2 separate regions of the Homo sapiens genome follow, and region 2 is linked to region 1. Evidence: chromatin loops called from intact Hi-C (ENCODE). Cell type or tissue: CD14-positive monocyte. All regions are shown on one strand. Links, peaks and the distances in the headings refer to the core of each region. The heading gives the core; the rest is flanking DNA.

What was found. A loop is a pair of places that touch in the nucleus more often than their neighbours do. Peaks named below come from ENCODE experiments on the same cell type or tissue, not always from the same donor. Only the 100,000 strongest peaks of a DNase experiment are listed, where the experiment ranks them.
Region 2: a loop joins it to region 1, with 2.2 times the contacts of the local background. A loop is called at or near these places in 5 of 110 quality-filtered maps.

The regions. Positions count from the first base shown.
Region 1 is chr5:54,670,122-54,679,993 of GRCh38, reverse strand. All of the region lies in intron 1 of LINC02998 (long intergenic non-protein coding RNA 2998), which reads left to right. Among named protein-coding and RNA genes, the nearest start is that of LINC02998, 69 kb to the left of the region's middle. In CD14-positive monocyte, for the core only: no CTCF peak of the experiment used is centred there; DNase peaks (open chromatin) are centred at 3,323, 5,963, 6,933, 8,633 and 2 weaker places; H3K4me3 peaks cover 3,003 bases; H3K27ac peaks cover 6,128 bases.
Region 2 is chr5:54,827,854-54,837,725 of GRCh38, reverse strand. It overlaps the pseudogene CSPG4BP. Among named protein-coding and RNA genes, the nearest start is that of LINC02998, 89 kb to the right of the region's middle. In CD14-positive monocyte, for the core only: no CTCF peak of the experiment used is centred there; DNase peaks (open chromatin) are centred at 3,105, 3,935 and 4,625; H3K27ac peaks cover 2,419 bases.

The sequences.
Region 1 (9,872 bases), core at 999-8,998:
TTTTCAGAGAAAATTCTTTTTAGAAGAATCGGACACTTTCCTATTTATAGGGGACCCTGAAAAGTCAATCATTTAAAAAATGTGACTCACCTACTGCAAATGTTATCAAAGTAAATGTTTATGACACCAGCTAGGCTTGTGAGACATCATATGCATGGTTAACTATTTCTGCCTGTCTATCCTAAATCTTGTCTGCAAAACCTTGCCTTGTTTTCGAAGTGCTTTCCTGATCTTTATTCATTGATACTATACTGTCTATTAATGCAAGAGTAACTATTTGTACCTCAATGTGTAAATATGGAAATATTTTAAAGCCGCCATAATTTTATTTAAACTGTTTTAGCCTGAAATTAACCAAATCCCCTTAGAAAGGTAATTAGATAATTAGATGGTTATCTTTATTACAGTAATAAAGATAATTATTATAGATAGTTGAGCACAAAGATATTTTCTAAATGAATGGAAATGTGGGGCTACACATGGATTACTGCCACCCATAGTAAATTTCAGGCTTGTTTACTTGTATTCAATTTAGAATTATATTTTCAATATTCAGTCAAGAATCAGTTTGATTATTTAGTTTGTTATACCAAAGTAGTCTTAATTTTGACAAATATTTGACAAGAAAGAAACTGAGCTTCATGAACTGTTTTATTGACTTTAATGTTTTTAAACAAGGAATTAAAGAGAGATGATTTGAGATTTAAAATATGCATTTGAGACAAGGGCTAAAGTTTACATACAAACTCTAATTTAGTTTCTTTCCTTTGGGAGATAATCCAACATGCACTTTTACGTTCAATTTAAATTTCAGGTATCCCATGTTACCCTATACTCATCCATAACATGCATCTTCTGTAAACAAATGCAATATAGCATCAAATAAAAAAATTTTAAAGATATAGAATTCATATAAAATGCTTTTTATCCCCAGATTTTTTTAAGAGAAAGATGATTAAGATAGGCATCTAAGATTTTGCTTTGAACCAGGTCTAACTATCCATGTATTTTTGAGAGCTTTCCAGAAAGGAGCAGAGCCAGATGACAAAATCAGTTCCCCCGGGGCTGAGTTGACTCAGAATATCTCCATATGGATGTCCCAAAACAAATTATACTCAACATGTCCCCAGATGAACTTGTCATTTGCCTTTCAAAACCATGATCTGAGAGTCCCCTTCAACTCTCCTCATGCGTCTCATATCTAACCGTTCACTGATTCCAGTTTTCAACTCTTTCCTCTAGTCCTATGATTACCCCTCTGTCCCGGCCCTCCCTCCCTGAAGGTCTTCCTGCCTCCAATATCTGCCCCCTCCCATCCTCATTCCCACTGCTACCATATTAGTCTCTGTAAAGCACAGGTCAGAGTGTACTGTTTTCACCTCTAAAATGCTGCTATCTTTTGTTTGCCTTTCAGACCCATTATGTACCCTTCTCCCCATTTTCTGTCCCGACAGCTAATCTGTATCGCATCAGCAAACTCCCTTCCCTCTGGCTACTAGTTCAGTTTTGACAATATGGAGCCCTGGAAAGGGAGAGTGAGTTCAGGGTATATATTCCTCAGCTACCTCCTTGCCTTACACACAAATCATCTGCATCTCTCACTTGAAGGCACAGATCCTATCTAGAAGCCTTCCCTACACACCTGGTTTAAATGCCATGTACTCTATACTTCTTTGCATCCCTGCCTTTGTCTTTCCTTTATTTCTCTGTCAGTCTGAAATTCTCTTCCTTCTCTTTACTGAAATATTTTCCATTTAATCCTGCATTATCCTTTGTATTGGGTTTATTAGGAAGATTCCAGAACTGCAAAATGGAAGGAGCCTTGAATTTACTGCTTGGGGAGAAGATGGCCCGCAGATCAGGAACAGCCCTTACAGACTTGACATGAATGAGAAACAAACAACTTCTATTGGGTTAAGACACAAAAACGTGGGGATATATCTGCTTCAACTGCTAGCATTACCTTAATTCATGAGTAAAATTATTTTAGGAAATAGAAAAGTTTCTCACTGAGGTTCCCAAGTGTGGCATTAAGGTAAGTTATAAACATCCAGGCAGGAAAACTGTGATCATGAGAAAGCTATAGGAGTTCACAAAGAATGTGTTTCCTACTGTGATAGTTTACTAGATTGGTAGAGAAAGAAAACCCAGCAGTTCTGGTCTTTCTGGACTTGCCCAAATCATTTGACAAAGCTATGATATTCTTTTATTTTAGAGGAAAAATTATTCACAAGATAAAAATGAAATTAAGTGAATTATTTACAGGTTGAATTAATTTATTCAAAGATAGTGGCTAATAGATAGGGATCAACCTGAAGAAAGTTTTCTAGTGGTAACAAGGCTTGGTTCTGTACCATGAACTTGGGGGCATTTTTGTTAGTTTTAGACTTAGATAAAAAGATAGAGTCTTGTTCATTAAATTTGCTCACATTAAACAATGACCTGAATTGAACAAATACAATTTTATAAGATAAATGGAAATTTTGATGCTTAGGCACACACACACACACACACACACACACACACACACACAATGTGAGTAAAGGATGGGGGAGCCATGGATTAAAACCACTTAATACTCTGAATTTACTTGTGGGTAAAACCTAGGAGTCAATAGTGTGATGTTATCACCTTAAGGTCTAGTGCCACCTGAAACTGCATTGACAGAAGAATAATAGCAATTGATAGGTAGATATCAGGTATTGACACCCCTTTATGCCAGGCACTGTAGTAGGCACTTTACTTGAGGCTACATATTAAACCATGTTTCCTAGAAAGGGAAGTAACTTGCCAAAGCCACGCTGCTAGTGAGTGGCAGTCTCTGAAATCAGATTTAGCAGAGTCTGTTCCTTTCTGCGCTAGTTAAGTCACATGGAATTATTTCTATTCTAGGCAGCCTATTTTAAGAGTAGAAAAGTAAAGCTTCTTAATGGGAAAAGGACCAAGATAATTTGAAAATCTTATCCCATGGAAATGTTTGAAAGATTAGGAGACAGAGGCCTTGGAGAAAAGAAGACTCAGAGAACTTGGCCCCTGTCTTCCAATATTCAACAGATTGCCAAGAAGGAGGATTTGAATGATTCTGTTCTGCCTCCTGGTCTCTCATACAGGATTTATTGGAGGAATAAAGAAAAGCTATGAAGTGATAGATTTCAATTCAATATCAGGAAGAGCCTTCTAACAGAGTTGTCCAAAGACAGACTTGGCTGCATCAGAGAGACTGGACACTTCCAACCTCAACTTGCAGCACTTGGCAGGGATTTTCCTGGGCAATTGACCTCGGGTCATTTTTAAAGGTTCCTTCCAGGTTTGAGAGCCTTTGATTTTCATGCTCACTGTGCTGTACTTGGGCAACTCAGGAAATTTGCAAACCAGCTGGCAGTTGCCTGCATCATTTGTGTGGTGACTTGGCTTTGTCAAGAGATAGTTCAAGAGGCAAATAAAATCCTCCTCCTAGAGATCAGAGTTTATGTTTATAGAATGAATGAAAGAAACTATGAACCAAACATTTATGAACAATGTCTGTGAGCCAGGCACAGTGCCTGGACATCCTCCACATCTTGTGCCTTTCCTCCCACAAAGTACGGGACTGAAGTTATTTCCTTTGAGAAATAATCATTCTAGTCAAAGATAAAATGCTGTTTTTGTTTTCTGTTTCTCTTCAAGAGGTTTGACTGAAAAAAAGATCTCATCACTTCATTTTCATGCCTTATTATGATTGTGTTGACAACAATAATGGATTAATTCTTTCCAACCTCCAGAGAAGAGCTGCCAGATAATGAACATGGGGAGGAATGCTGAGAAACCATTTTCCTTTTTGAGTAGGGTCTGGATTTAGGTAGGGAGGGCAGGGGCAGAACAACCAGAAATAGAGAGATTCCTGTCTTCAAGAGGGGCTTGAAGGGGGGCACAGAGTGAACTTCTGAGAGTGCGTGGCAGTCTTGATACACACACACAAATCCACTTTTAATAACCACCAAGAGCACTGGACCTCGGACAGAGCATGTACACTGTGAAAAGGTATGCTGGTGATTTTCAAGCCTTTGTTTGTCCAAAATAGGCCAACATGGTTGAATTGGGTCTCTAAAGCACCTCTGGAAAACCCCAGGGAGTTTTGAACACAGTTTGAAAAAGCACTATGATAAATAAGTCCAAGTGAATACAGGGCAAATAGATGGCAATCCCTGGGCTTGTTTATTTCTAAACAGAGTTCTCTCCCAGGCTCTCCTAGTACAGCATAGGCTAAGCTGAAAGACAGCCTATTGGTTGTCTGTTCTTTTTTGTTTAATTAATTTTTATTTTTATTTTAAGTTCTGGGGTACATGTGCAGGATGTGCAGGTTTGTCACATAGGTAAACGTGTGCCATGGTGGTTTGCTGCACGATCAACCCATCACCTAGGTATTAAGTCCCGTGTGCATTAACTATTTATCTTGATGCTCTCCCCCTACCCCACCCTCCAACAGGCCCCAGTGTGTGTTGTTCCCCTCCCTGTGTCCAGGTGTTCTCATTGTTCAGCTCCCACTTACGAGTGAGAACATACGGTGTTTGATTTTCTGTTCCTGTGTTAGTTTGCTGAGGATAATGGCTTGCAGCTCCATCCATGTCCCTGCAATGGATGTGATCTCATTCCTTTTTGTGGCTGCATAGTATTCCATGGTGAATATGTCCCACATTTTCTTTATCCAGTCTGTCATTGATGGGCATTTGGGTTGATTCCATGTCTTTGCTCTACCTGTTCTTTATTCTCTGTTTTCAGGGATAGCACTCTGGTCCTTGTCCTCATTACTACTAAAATCCCCTTGCCCTTCTCCCTACCTCTGGTCTCTGTCACTTCCAATGCATGCTGAATATAGAAAACAGACTGTTTTTTTTTTCCTAAAGTATATTTGTAAGGTCATGCTCTTGCCCAAGAATCTACCGAAGTACACTATTACCACCACTTTATTCAGGCTTCCCCGCTTCCACACACTTGTCCTCAAACAATCTCTGTTGCAACCCACCTGTCCTCTCTCACTCTCACCTTCAGGCCTCACCCGGCTGTTCCTTGCCTGGAACACTCTCTGTAGACCCAACCCCACCTCTTCTTTCCCTGATCACTTCTGCTGCTCACCCTTCCACCTTCCTTTGGACAGACTAGGAGCAACCCACTGCCCCCACCATGATGTGCACTATAATAGTACTTTATAACTTTCTATCCAAGGCAATCTAATTATAGTGCTTTTAAAGTTGCTTTATTACTTGTATCTCCTACTAAACTAAACAGCAAAAAAGGAATTTCTATACTTTATTTACTCTTGTACCTCCAGATCCTGGCAGTATAATTATTTGTTGAGTAAGTGATTAACTTCGACATAAATATTTGTTGAACAAGTAAATGAGTGAATGAGTGTGCGGCTGTTGATAGGATGATAGCTGGTTAGTAGCCTTTTACAGGTGTATTTTTCTTTGTGACACTCTTTCAGGTGGTCTTTGCGTTGTGATCCCCACAGTTTTGGAGTACCAAGTAAATGTTCCTTTTCTCTATTCATAGATGGGACAGCATGGCAGGAGTCATGAGTCTTCTGGAAATGAGACACTCTGAGTGTGGAGGAGGCTGTTGAACATCTATGGGAAAAAAAGAAGGAATTCAGGGCACAGTCTCCCTGGTAGCTGGTGGTGGTGGTGGGACAAACCCTGGAGGAGCTGGAAAAATGGCTTTTGTGCTCCTTCTTATTTCCATGTGGTAGCAGACATCATGCCTTATCTTGTTACCCAGAATCTCCCCAGTTTGCCATTGAAGAAATCAAGGTGTAGAGAAGCATAAGGACTTGCTCAGATATGGTGGCAGTGCCAGGCCTAGAGCTTAGTTCTTGCAGCAATACTTTCTGCCACCCTTCCTCTTCTCCCCACTACTCTCTGAAAGCCCTCTTTCCTATTTGCTAACTCAGTTATGCATGCAATGCTTCCTCCACGGCACTCACCACCACTGATGTGTGATGCTGTGAAAGCAGGAGGTCAAGGCCAGGGCACTTCCTCCTGTCTAGCATTTCTTGCAGAGAAGAGCTGTTCCTGTGTGTGTAGTAGGTGGGTGGGGCAAGGACTGGGACAAGCAGCACCAGGGGAGATTGCAAGAAATCCATCCCCATTTATGCAAATCTTTTCTTCTGGGGCTTCAGTAACAGCTTCACTTTTTTCTTTTGAAACTCCCAACAGAAAATGTTGTTTTAGATGGGTGCATGTGTGCAAGTACACATAAGTGCACATAACAACATCAGATACTCACGATAGGCATACTGTAGAGGATGAAAGGCCCACACCTACTTCAACCACCTTCATTCCCTCCTTCTCATGATTCATTTGTGGAGCGGGAGGCTGCTGACATCTTCAAATACAAGCCTCTCTGAGCTTGGAGTCAAGGGGCAACATTTCTGCAGAGGGCTCCTATAGACATCCATTTCCCCATGCTTTATTTCCAAGACCCTGATTTACGATGGATAAATTAAAGTTTCTTTGTTTATCACATGATAAGAAATGCAAGTTCATCTGCAAGATTCTCTGAGTTATTCCTTGCTCTGCAGATTTCATAAGTTCTGGTGGAGTTGACCTCCTTTCTGCTAAATGAGCACTGTTCCTGACCATGGATATTGGTATTGAAGATTTCTCAAAGGATCCAGCTCTTTAATTGGAATGTCCATGAATCAGGAAGAGCAGTGAATAGCTAGTTAAATGGTAATGGCCTTAAACAAGTCCTCAACACACATGAGCAACTGATTTCTTTTTCCTTTTATCTTTTTGTCCTTTCATTCCTTCAACCAATTTTCTCTTAGGGATCAAGGAGCTCACAATCTAGGGAGAGAGACAACAAAAAATTTGACCATTATTGCAAAATGTAGATGTAAGATGCTTGTATTGCAAGCAACAGAAAATCTGGCTCAATCAGGCTCAAACCAGGAAGGAAATTGATTGGCTCACATGACTGAAAACTCTCAAGGAAGGTTTGCCTAAGACAAGCTCACTCCCAGCAGCTCAGCCATTGGGTTTCTTTTCCATTTCTCTACCTGCCTTCTGGGATACTGGCTGCATTCTAAGGCTGACCCTGCTCAGAGTCCCAAAATGGCCATAAGCAACTCTCAGAGAAACATGCTTCCTTTTTCAGATCCCATGAGAAAGAATGTGTCTTTGCCCCAGCACTCCTGGAAAATGTCCTGAGACTCAGTGTGGTTCAGGGTGGGGCTGGTGGCTAAGCTGAGCTAATCAATTACATGACCAAAAGATGGTCACAGGCTCCACCCTGGAGGTAGATGTGAGAGTCAGCTGCACAGGAATCCCTAAATGGAAACAGAGCTGTGGGACAGGAAAAAGCAAGATAGCAAGAAATGTTGATTTCAGGGAAAGGGCTTTCACAGGGGTATTAATGTGATTGCCTGATGGGTTCTTCTTGCTGGCTGCACAGATAAACCCAATTTACTGAGACAGCAGTCTTGCAGTAAAGAAAGAATTTAGTTAATGCAAGACTGACCAAGCAGAAGGACAGGAGTTTATTATTACTCAAATTGCCTCTCCGAGAACTCAGAGGCTAGAGTTTTTATGAATAATTTGGTGGACAGGTGGGTAGGGAATGGGTGCTGCTGATTGGTTGGGGATGAAATCATAAGGGTGTGAAAAATGGTCCTCGTGTGCTGAATCTGCCTCTGGGTTGTGACCACAGGTGTGATTAAGACATGAGTTACGTGTCCAGGTGGGGTCAGTCAGTTGCCAGAATGCAAAAGTCTGAAAAACGTCTCAAAAGACCAATATTAGGTTATACAATAGTGATGTTATCTGTAGCAATAATTGTGAAAGTCACAAATATTATGGCCTCTGGCCACATGCTCTCCAGCATAGGGATTATAAAAACTATGCCTACATTTTAGCAGAATTCAGGCCCCTTCCATAATCCTAATCTCATGGCCTTTCATTAGTTTTACAAAGGCAGCTTCTGTCCCTCAGCAAGAAGGAGGTTAGTTTTAGGGAGGGACTATTATCATCCTTGTTCTAAAGTTAAACTGTAAACTAAATTCCTTCCATAGTTAGCTTGGCGTATGCCCAGGAATGAGCAAGGACAGTCAGCCTGTGAGACTAGAAGCAAGATGGAGTCAGCCATGCTAGACCTCTCTTGCTGTCATAATCTTTGCAAAAGTGGTTTCAATCATGTGACACCTGGAAGCACAAGAGGGGGGTCCCCCTCAGCCTGAGTAGGCTCAGGGTTTTCTGAGCCAAGAATGAGCCGTGGAAATGCAGGAAATTTGAACTGATCAACTACTAGAATATATTCCTATTGTACTTGAGGTGGAAGCTACCCTAGGTTAGAAAATGATGACAGTGTGAAATCTATCTAAAGAAGTCTGAGAACAGACTTTATGCCAGGACTCAAGAGGCTGTGTGTGTTTGGGAGTCCACATTCATCTCTTAAATTCTCAGCAAAGAGGATGAAAATATTTGAATATGTCCTAAGAGAGCTGTTCATACGCAGATTTCGGTTCCAGGGCCTGGGTAATACTGAACTGTATTACACAAGACAAGCCTAGGCTTGATTCCAACCAATCTGGGTTTGAGTCTTAGCTTTACCACTCATTGTGGCCTTGGGGAAATCACTTAACCTCTCTACTTGACCTCTTTGTATTTAAAATTTGAATAGCAGCACTTTCCTTGCAGTGATTGTGAAAAGCAGAAATAATGCCTCACAGTATACGGTGTGAAACAGGCATTAAGCAACTATGACTATTGCTATTTAAACAGAGCTGCCTCTCTGGCACGATGCAAGATCAGAAGAGGAATGTGCACTTTCTGGAAAAGCCTGGCTTTGGACAAGATCTAGGCAGTAAATACAAACATTGGGGAGCTATTAAGGACATGCTAATATGGGTGGAGTCTCTGCTGAGGTTCACGCCATGTTCCTCCTGGATTCACACATGCCTGGACATTCCTGGAAGATGGTCCTCCTTTTGGGAAAGGCGTATTTTAGGGATATAAAGCCTGGCATACTGGCTTGGTTCAAGGTAATAGACCCATATCAGAAAGTAAAACTCATAAACTTCACGCTTTTCTCAAAATCAGAACATTTCTGGTCTAGCCCCCCACAGTTGGCTCCTAAAGAAGAGACGCTGTAGGAACATGTAAGACTAAGAATATGACTGTCAGGCAGCCCAGAAGGCAGCTTTTGGATGGTCCAGAGGAGAGCACAAGAAAGTGTTATGGTGCCTTCTGGTTGGGGTTGAGATTGGAGTTGTATGGAGTCCAGAAAAAACAGAATTTGCACTGTGGCCACCTCGCCCCAATCCGGGCAGAAGAAGGAGAGGGAGGCATCACATTTGGTGGGTGTGAGAGAGACAGAGAAGGGTCAGTGCCAACAGCTCCAGCAGCAGGGGATACATTTTGTGGCTTTGAAGCATAGCCATAGCAGGTTGGAGGTGTCAGTGTCCTCATTGGGGGTGGGTCCATCATGCCCCAACACAAACATCACTGCAGGGAGCTGTAGCAGGGGGAAGCTGAGTGCAGGGTCATATGGTAGCTGAAAGGGCCATATGGTGAGCACACATGTGCCATCCCCTGGGGGTTCCCAGGAGCAGCTAGAGGGATTCTGCAGTGTTGATGAGGGGCAGGGCCAGACAGACCCTGCTGGTTACTCTAACTTTGCCCAGAGTAGTGTGACCAAGGAAACTCAGGCTACACAAATTCTTCACATCCTCCAGGACACTACACAACTGCTTCAAAGCCAGGAGTTCATTGATTACATTGTACCTTTAAGAAACCACGACTTAATGTTGTTATGCCTTTGCCTTTTGCCAGGGATAATTGAGAATGTTTCATATATACTATAAAACTTCCTATAATGACAAATTCTATTATGAT
Region 2 (9,872 bases), core at 612-8,611, 160 kb before region 1:
CAGGTACTTGGGAGGCTGAGGCAGGAGGATCACTTGAGCCCAGGAGTTTGAGGCTGCAGTGAGCTATGATGGTGTCACTGCACTCCAGCCTGGATGGCAGAGAGAGACTTTGTCACTAAAAAATAAAAAAATAAAAAAAAAAAAATTAAATTAAATTAAATTAAATAAAAACCATGGAGGCTTGGGAAGGCTCAAGGTCATGTAACTAATAGGGATCCTAAAGCTCATGACTGAGTGCAAACTCCGACTCCAAATCCCATTCTTGCATGGGGCCGCTCCTCTGCTGTATGTCTGGGCTGGTGTCCCAGGGCTGTCTCTGCTGTAGAATGTTGGTTTCCTGAGAATGCGGCCGTCATGGTAGCTGTTTATTTTATCTCCTTCTCGATATTACTGAAGAATTTTGACATGCACAACCAGGAAAATATGTATAGCAATTTAATAAGCAGCGATTATGTAGAAATTCTGTGTTTTACTCTCCTTCGTTAGGGAAATATTGCAACCTGGCATTAGTCAACAAATTTTTTTTGACTCACATTTATCCCCTACTAGTCAGACTTCCTCTACCAGCTTGTCCAACTTTGGCTATTTCTCTTTTGCTTCCTTCTTGCACCCAGCCTTAAAAAGTGGCCCTAGCTTGAGACTCACAGAATTTGCATGGTAAGCCAAAATAATTACTATAATACTTAGTATGGTGAATGTTTTGAGGTTAACCGTGACTTCTATGCCCTGACAAATTTGAAAATTATCTGTCAAGTTGCTTATTTTAAAGTAGAAGGATTATAGTTCTAAATGAACATTTTTTTATGAACTAAGAAAAAAATTTACCCGAAGTGTATTTTCGTTTTGTTATATTTTATACGTATATAAATTGAAACACATTCTATTTCTTCCTGTAAACTTTACTCCCCAGAAAGGAGTTTTATAACCAGTTTTTCACCTTGAATGCTGCCATTGATTTTGTTTGTTTATCTTTGGTGGTGGTGTGTTGGAATATACTGTGGCTTTAGGACCTAGTTTTTCTACTTATCCAAATTGTACTTGGCTTTTTTAAAAAAAAGTACTGGGGAGGGATTGACCTTGAGAGTTTTGTTTAGAATGGTCTAGAATACAGGCTTACATAGACCCAGAGTTAAGCAGCCCTTCAGGCAAGGGTCTTCCTGGAAAAGTCTGTGACTTCAATCTCTGGTCATGAGATAGAAGGAGCTACATCTCACCACCAGCTGTCTGTCGTCCATGGCAAGAACTGAAGGAGAAAAGAAAGGAGAGGGACTCACAGTGTGTTACTAAAGGGTTTAGAGCAGGGATTTGTAAACCTTTTAGTCAGTGGCTCTTGAAACACTGAATTGTATATTGTAAGATTTAGTGGGAGGTAACCAAGAACTATGAGAAAAGATTGTCAATCCTCAAGGAAGTAATTAAAGGCCTATTAATTGGTGAAATGAGAGCTCTACACTCAGGAGTACACTAACCATGTAAAACATATAGTAAGTGTCCAGTGAGTGGTACAGAATGGGTAAGCTGCAGGAATTCGGAGGAGGGAAATTTCCCCTAGACTGCAAGGGTCAAAGGGAGCTTGTTGGCCAAGACAAGCCTCGAGCTGCCCCTTCAGAATGAACAGCATTTTGGTGGGTGGTGTCGAGGAGGGGAGGGCACTCCAGGGACGACAGCAAGACTATGAAGTGAAGACCCAGGGAAGGAAGGATAGGTTTGGAAGGTGGGGAGGAGAATAAGTCAGATTTCTTGAATGGTTAATCACATTGTTTCCTGACTCAGATATCATTTCCCCCATTGAGTTCTAAGTAGAAGAGTATAGATGAGATAGCGTCAACTTAAAAATAAATACTCACTTCTGAGTCAGCGAGACTTACACTTGACCCTCAAGGAATTTGCTTAACTGTGCTAAGCCTTATCATCCCTTCTTAGTGATGAGGAAACAAATGCATACTTCTTAGGGTTATGATATCTAAAAGAGAGGGTAGGGCTGTGTCTTGTTAGATCTCTGCTTCTCATTGTAGGGCCTTTCACATATTAGGTACCTGATAGTGTTTACTGAAGAAATATCTAAGGCTTCCAAGCCTAGTGCCCATGAAAACCTGGCTATGGTTTTTCTTGAAACAAACATGCTGGGATACAAGGATTTTGAGAAATCCTGTGTTTATAAGGAGAATAAAACAGATTTCTTTACTCCATGACTTCTCAGAGACTTCAGAATATAGATTTGCTTTTTCAAATCTCCATAAAGGGCATACAGAGTGAAGTCTTGCCAAACAGATGTGGTTTCAGAGCCTCTTATGACCATACCCTTTATTAGGCAGTTATTCTATGGATATAGATTTAGGTAGGACCTTAGAGAAATTATTTCCAAATTAAATGCCTGGAGCTCACTGATGAAAATATGAACTGCTTGGATGAAATGCAGTGGGCAGGAGGGAAATGATGCTTGTCTTTCAGAGAGTTGGGCTGGGTCATAAGAGAGGCTTGTCAGGCAATTGCAACCAGGGGTGAGCACTAGCTTACTGAACATGTTCAGAGTGACTGCTGAGTAGGAATTAAACCTAGATACCCTTCTGGCTTAGGTAGCTGGAGAAGAGGTTGAAGATTGAGGTATTATGGCTGAGAAAAAAGCACTCTTGGCCTGGGACAACTCTGGTGGCTCCTCTACTCCAAAAGGCTGAGATAAATGAAATAATATGTATTTTAAAAAGAGTCCTACCTGCCAAAGGCAACTCTGGACATGATGGAACAAGTGAATTATAAATCAGTGCCCTTTATAAGAAAAAAGGCACAGTGGGGAAAGGTTTCTAAGAAAAACTGAAGATGGACAAGTTGGATGTTGGGGTGGCCAGAGACCACACACATTAGAGACATAATCCATCTGATAGGAAGGGGCATTCTACTTTGACAGGTGACAAAGGAAGGTCCCCAGTATGGCTTTATTAGCATAGACTGAGGGCACAGAAACACTGCTCTTAGTCTCGCTGGAGTGACCTCTGATTCTAGCCTCCCAGCTCCAGAAGCCAGAGGTTGGCAATGACTGCAAAAAATGTCAGCAGCAAGAAGTGAAAGGAATGCGGGTGGCAGTTACCAGCATCATATGAGCATGTTGTGTAATAAACAAACGTGTGCCAAGACAGTCCTGAACTTGGCGCGGAGCTGTGTTCCTGGGCTGACTTGCCCAGGCACTCTTACCTTCACCCCCAAGGAGACCCAGGACCGAGTGTCCATCCCAAAGTTCTCAGACACTATAAATGGAGCCTCCAAATTGAAGGCTTAGGACAATCCTTGCAAGTTTGGAAATCTTGCAGATACAATGCTGGTGTCTCCTTGGACTTAGCCAGTGCCTAGTGTAGTTTGAGTACTATGGTTGATGGCCCTTGCTCTCTAAGACTACAATGGCTGAGCAAGGAAAGCAAAACAGGATGTCATTCAGGAAGCTTAGTTATTGTTAGATAGTTAACTCAACTTCATAAACAATTTATAAAGTGCCTTTTCAGAGGGCTATCCTGCGAAGGCCTAATGCTAAAACCTTTAGCAAAGGCTCAAACAAACGAGATGAGAGAAGATTCTGGGCTGGAAGAACCACGTGAGTCAATTTCAGACCTGCCATCCTGTAAGGTTAGAGATGTTCCCCAAATCATTGCAAAGTAAAGGGATATGTACTCCAACTCTGTGCTCCTCTAAATGTGGTCCACGGGCCTTCCAGTCTGTGAACCAATAAGAACCGAAAGCAACAGGAAGTGTTTAGAAATTTGTATAGCAAGTTGATGTTGCTGTAACATTTTTATTGTATTTTATAAAATTATTTGTCCATGGTGAATTAGGTAACACTGATCCTTTACCACAGAGCATTTGAACGTTCCCAAGCCTCTCTGGCTCTAACTTGAGTGTCCCCAAGTCTCTCTGGCCTTTGGTTACTAATGAGGTCACAGCACACAAAGCCATGTGTCACTGGTTCTTCCCCCCATGGCATTCACATGTGCCCTTCCCTCCCCACAATGTCCATGCATTTGTCAGGGTCCCCAGGAGATGTCTCACGTTTGTTCAAGAGCCACCGTCTGCCCCTAGATATCAGCAGATGGGCACTCCATTGAGCACCTACAGCTGCCATCAGGCCAGGACCCCTCTACCCATCCTCCAAGGGGAGAGTGCTATCTCCTGTGTTCTCGGCACTACACAGTTTGCTTTCCCTTTCATGTACTGGGAGCTGAGCCTGGGGCCACATAGCCAGGCATTGCCTTCTTTCTCTAGGGATCAGACACCTAGGCCTGGGCTGGGGGTAATAAGCCTGTTTCATCTGGGGCCCTAGTAGCAAATTATGTCCACAGATAGATGCCTCAGGGATCACTAGAATCTTATAGCCCAGTTTCAAGTTAGAGCTAGCCAGTGCCCCCTATTACAACCAAGTTATAACCAAGTGTTTTCCAGAGAGTTTTCAGGGATCTATACAGATTATTTTGTTAACTGGCAGCTTTTCTGTGCTTTATACTCATATACATGTTTTAATCTTCACTTAGGTTCTGTGAAGCCCCTTTCATCTCATGACCTGAAAGCTGTGACCAATGATGTGGACAGTGCGGGAAACAGAACTATAACTTTTCCAGTGGTAAGTTCCCCTAGACTCAGGAGGTTGGTGAGACTGAACTCTGACAGCAGCACAGAGGAAGTTTCTGTTTTTACCCAATATCTGGTGAGTCCTGACGTCTGTGCTGCTGAGCCGGGCTGAGCATCTCTGCGAGGCGGGCCTCTCATTTGTCTGCATCCTGTTAAACCAAGCAGGTGTGACCCTTTGCCCAGGCAATTACTCATTTCAGCTGTGCAGGTTTTAAAACTGGACAATCTGTAGGGAGCATACAAGACATAATGGTTAGAAAACACCGAGAAAATTTAAACTGTGTATTTAATAAATAAAAAGGGATCCCTTTATCACTGAAGAGTGACTTAAAATCCAAAGCATAGTTGCAGGAATAAGTCCTGCAGGATATAAGTGTTTGCGTTTATATTTAATATGTAATATCATATACATTATTTAATATATTATAAGTGTGTCTTTATAAATATGTGTGTGTATAATCTGTACTTGAAGCCATTTGTTTTAAACTTCACTGGTGCTTACCACTACTACCACCACATACTTTCTTATTTAACTGGCTAAGCCTTCAAACTTTTTTTTTTTTTGCATTCTAGCCAGGAATCTGACTGACCAGACATGTTTACTTACATGTGATTTTATTTTCTAAAAATCTATGTTTCCAAATAGTCTTCTTGAATACAACTCTTTCACTTGTTTGCCATTCAACTTTCTTTTTCCATTCTGAAACAGTATATACATGCATCTGAGAGCTGATTTGGCTATAGCTTTACACAACTAAGGAATAAAAAAATCCAAAGTTAAGCTTAGAGGAAATAGCAAGTGTAAACCATATGTCTGCCATTAACCTTTGAGCCATTTCTCTCCAGTATGATGTGGCAAAGTTGAATGTGGCTTTTGCTTTGCAATTGCCTTTGTCTGGGATGCATTTAAGAGAACTGGTCATGACTAGTTAAAGCTCTGAATGTGATGCCGAAAAGGGAGGTATGAATTCTCTAGCTCACAGATGCACCCAGAAGAGGAAAAAAAGGATTAGAATTAAAACTCCATTGTTCGGGGGAGCTGAAATGTTCCCAAGGACATCAAAACATGTCCAGGGTCAGTTTGCATTTAGAATACTGACAAAATTTCTATATACAGTCATATAAAGATTTCTTTATACAGTCATATAAAGAAGCTTTGGCTGTAGCCCTAGTTTTTTTTTAATTGAATACAATCATTGCAAGCATTATTTTCAAATACTTTTGCAAATATATGATATTTTAGATCAATATGATCCAAACAGTGGACACAGTAGCCAGGATCCTCTAGATTATGCTGCAGTGACAAACAAATCTCAGCAGCCTACAATAACAAAAATGTATCTCGCTTATGTCATCCATTCGTGTGGGCTGGCTACGGGTCTGCTCTACATGTCATCCTTATTCCAGCATCTGAGTTGAAGGAGCAGCCCTTCTCTTGGGCATTGCTGTCCTTGCAGCAGGGGGGAAAAAGTGATGGTGGAACCAGAGCAGGCGACGTGTTATATTAAGGTTCAGGGCCACACAGGGGTGTCTAGGATGAAAGGCTCTTGATTGCTGGTCCATATGGAGATGGGAGAAGGCTTCTGTCTAGAAGCACAACCTGGGAAGTCCGATGAGTGAAGGGTGGAGAGAGAGTTTTGCTCTCCTTCCTGAATAGACTGAGCGTCTGGCTTTTCTCACCACACACCCTTTCCTCTCCCACATGTACACCTGCCACACCAGGGACCTGGTCCAGTGCTTACACTCAAAGGACAGATGAGAGATTGTTTTATCATGTACAACATTAGAATGTTTATAAGGCTTTTTATACAAGGCACACACTCCTGGGTATGACAATTTCTTTCTCCTGAAAGGAACATCTAAGATAAATTTACAGTCTATAGAAATTCAGCACAGTAACCCACACTTTCTACACCTTTAGTGTGTGATGGGCAGAGAGAGCTTATAATTTAGGAATCAGGCACCCTGTTGCTGCTCTTTGATCTACTGCTGACTACTTACTGACTGAGCACAAGTTCCTTGGCCTCTAAAGTCAGAAGGTCTGGATTAGTTCTGTGACTTAGGGCAAATTACCCATGCTTTAAACCTTAGTTTCCTCATCTGTAAAATGGGAAAAATAATAGCAATAATAGTTGACAGCATTTTGAACATTAACCATGTACCAAGCACTGTTCTAAGCCTTCTATTATATTACTATTATCTCCACTTACAGACTTAGATCCTAAAGCACAGGAAGGTTAAACAACTTGTCCACAGGTGCTCAGGTTATAAGTAGCAGAGCTAGGATTTGAACCCAGGGCCCCTGACTCTAGGTCATACTCCTGTCAACTAAGCCATGACTTCCTTCTAGTGTTTAAATGTGGAATAAGACAGATAATAGATGTATAGATAACAAATGCTTGACACATTTCCCCACATATAGCAAACACTAAATAAATGGTAGCTAAGGCTTATGTTATTATCTTTTCATTCTTGGAAATGTGAGAAATTCCTTTCCTCTCCTAATAGCTGAAAGTCGAGTTTCACAGGCGAAGGCAATTTTCTAGGACACTGTGCTTACCCTAATGTGCTACAGTAATTTAATGAATGGAAATGAGGCCGTTAGAGGACAGTGACTTTTGCTTCACCTAATAACCCACTTACTGTTCCCCTTTGGGTAGAGCCCCTGGTGTTCTCCAATACATTTCCCTGAGTGATGATGAGAGGGGAAGGCTGAGAAAAATGTAATGGGGTCTCATGTGGGAATCGAACACTTCATTTTCTGGCATAGCAAAGGCTGGAGGAGGAATGAAGCCTGGGGCTGGGGGAGCTCCAAGAACCTCATCCCAGTGGGTCAGAGCAGCTGAGAGTGCTTTAGCTAAATTAAGGTGTTTTTACAAAAGATGTTTGGTTAAATTTCTGTGAATGTCATTGAAATACTGTCTCCCCTTCCACTTTAATAGTCATAAAGAACATCAATAATGTGGGGAGGAGAGGGGGTGTGCAGAGAGAATTCTGTAAGGATATAAACCAAAATGCTAACTCTGGCTCTTTCAGGGGAGTAAGTTATCTTAATGTTTCTGTGTGTGTGTGTGTGTTAGTTTCTGAGTATAAAAATAATACATGTCTATTATGAAAATAAGATAAGAAAACATTAAAACATTAAATTTATGTTGACAAAGCACAGAACATCACCCATAAGTACAGTACAATGGTTGTTAATCTGAAGGCATTCCAATTCTGGTTAGCTTGTGTGTTCAAAAATGCACGTATTTATTTGTGACTTGGGAAGAGTAAAAACTTACTATTAATCTTCCTGGCTTTCCCTTTTCCAGATCCTGCCTCCTTTTTCTCATGCGAATAGAATGTGAATCTTTTCCTAAAGTTTACAGTTTTATGGCCTCTGTCAAATAAGACCCTGGTCAACTCTCAGTTGTTTTATGATGGCTCATATTTATTATCCAGCACCTCCAGAACATTTTGGGAAGGAAAAGAAACCTGCAGACAGGTTATGGAGTTGGTGAAGATGATCAAAACATTTTATCTGAAATGCTTAATGAAGACACTTATTAACACATATTATAACTAGTCCTCTTCAATCTCGTTGATGAAAAAAAAATAATACCCAGGAAACAATTTCAATTGTAAAAGAAGTTCAGAACTATTTAGTTGAGTATAAATGATCAAATGGATTTGATTACTATTTGGCTTCCTTGATAAGTTTTTCTAATTTCAAGAGTCAATTCAAGCCAATAACCTACTAAGTTGGGAGAGTGTTTTAGGCAGTTGATGGTTGAGTGAGCTTTCACACCTTTAACTGAAAGCGCTAAATGTTCCCAGCCCTCTACCGCCCTTCACTGGGGGAGGCAAAACCACCATATCGTTTGCAAATAAAACTCACGCTTGGCCAAGCACGGCAGCTCAGGCTTGTAATTCCAATACTTTGGGAGGCTGAGACAGGAGGATTGCTTGAAGCCAGGCGTTTGAGACCAGCCTAGCCAACGCAGTAAGACCTCTCTCCACTTCCGCCCCCCAGTCTCCATGAAACATTTTTTAAAAACCCAATTAGCTGGGTGTGGTGGGGCATGTCTGTAGTCCCAGCTACTCGGGAGGCAGAGGCGGGAGGATTGTTTGAGCCCGGGTGTTCTAGGTTACAGTAAGCTATGATCATGCCACTGTGCTCCAGCCCGGGCGATATATGGGTGGATACAGCTTCTGAAAGAAACCTCCACTCTCTATTATACTTAAGATCATACTTTGGCAAAATAATTGTGAGGAAAATACTTGTTATGGCATAGTCCAAAAATACTTTCTTATCCCAGAATAAATTTACTATTTTTCTAAACCATACCATGTCAGCCTACCCAAGATAAGCAAGCAACATCTTTGTCCTTCACCATAAATTATATCTGCCTAAATGGGAAAAGCTAAACCACAAAAACTTTTGCTCAAAATCTTGTGTCCTGAAGAATTAAGCATGTGAGTACACAGAGAAGGTAAATCATCGGATTTTAAAATTAAATAAAAACTTTTAACAAATTTAGAAAAATTATTGTTCATTTCAAAGAATGTATAAACAAAATAAAAATTAAATTCTATAAGGCACTGATTTCTTCCAAGTACAGCATGAAGCTAATTGAATGATTTTAATTCCAGTGCTTGTTGAAATAATTTAGACTCATTAAAAAGCAAAGTGTTCCAGTTTGAGATTTATGGTGCCTGGCCCTTTTGCTTTTCCATAAAGCCAGTAATTGCATTTCAGCCATTGTACTGTTGTGGGTGGGAGATCAACTGTCTTTGTCTCTGCTTGCTGCTGCAATATGGACACAGGTGTCCAGGGCCACATTTAGAAAATGATACAATCAATTCTGGGTTATGACTTTTGTCTAATTACCTATTCTCCCAGAATCTTGATTTATTGACCAAGAAAACACATTTTAAGAAATTGTGAAAACACTTCCCATAGGATAGAAATTAACTTATTACAACTTAATGGAGAGTACAATCAACTGAATGTTGATTCATACATAGGATAGGATAGAAATTAACTTATTACAACTTAATGGAGAGTACAATCAACTGAATGGATTATTAAACTTTGGTCCCTGAATATTCTGAGCAGGGAAGGCTCAGGGTCTTGCTGTTAGTGATTACTCCTGCCCCCACCTCCACTGCTGCTTTCTTGGGATCTTTTCAGTAATAAGCTTAATGACGACTAGACATAGAAGTTATTTCAGACATTTTCCACTAGTTTTTGTTCTTTTGGGCTAATTTTGGCTTTG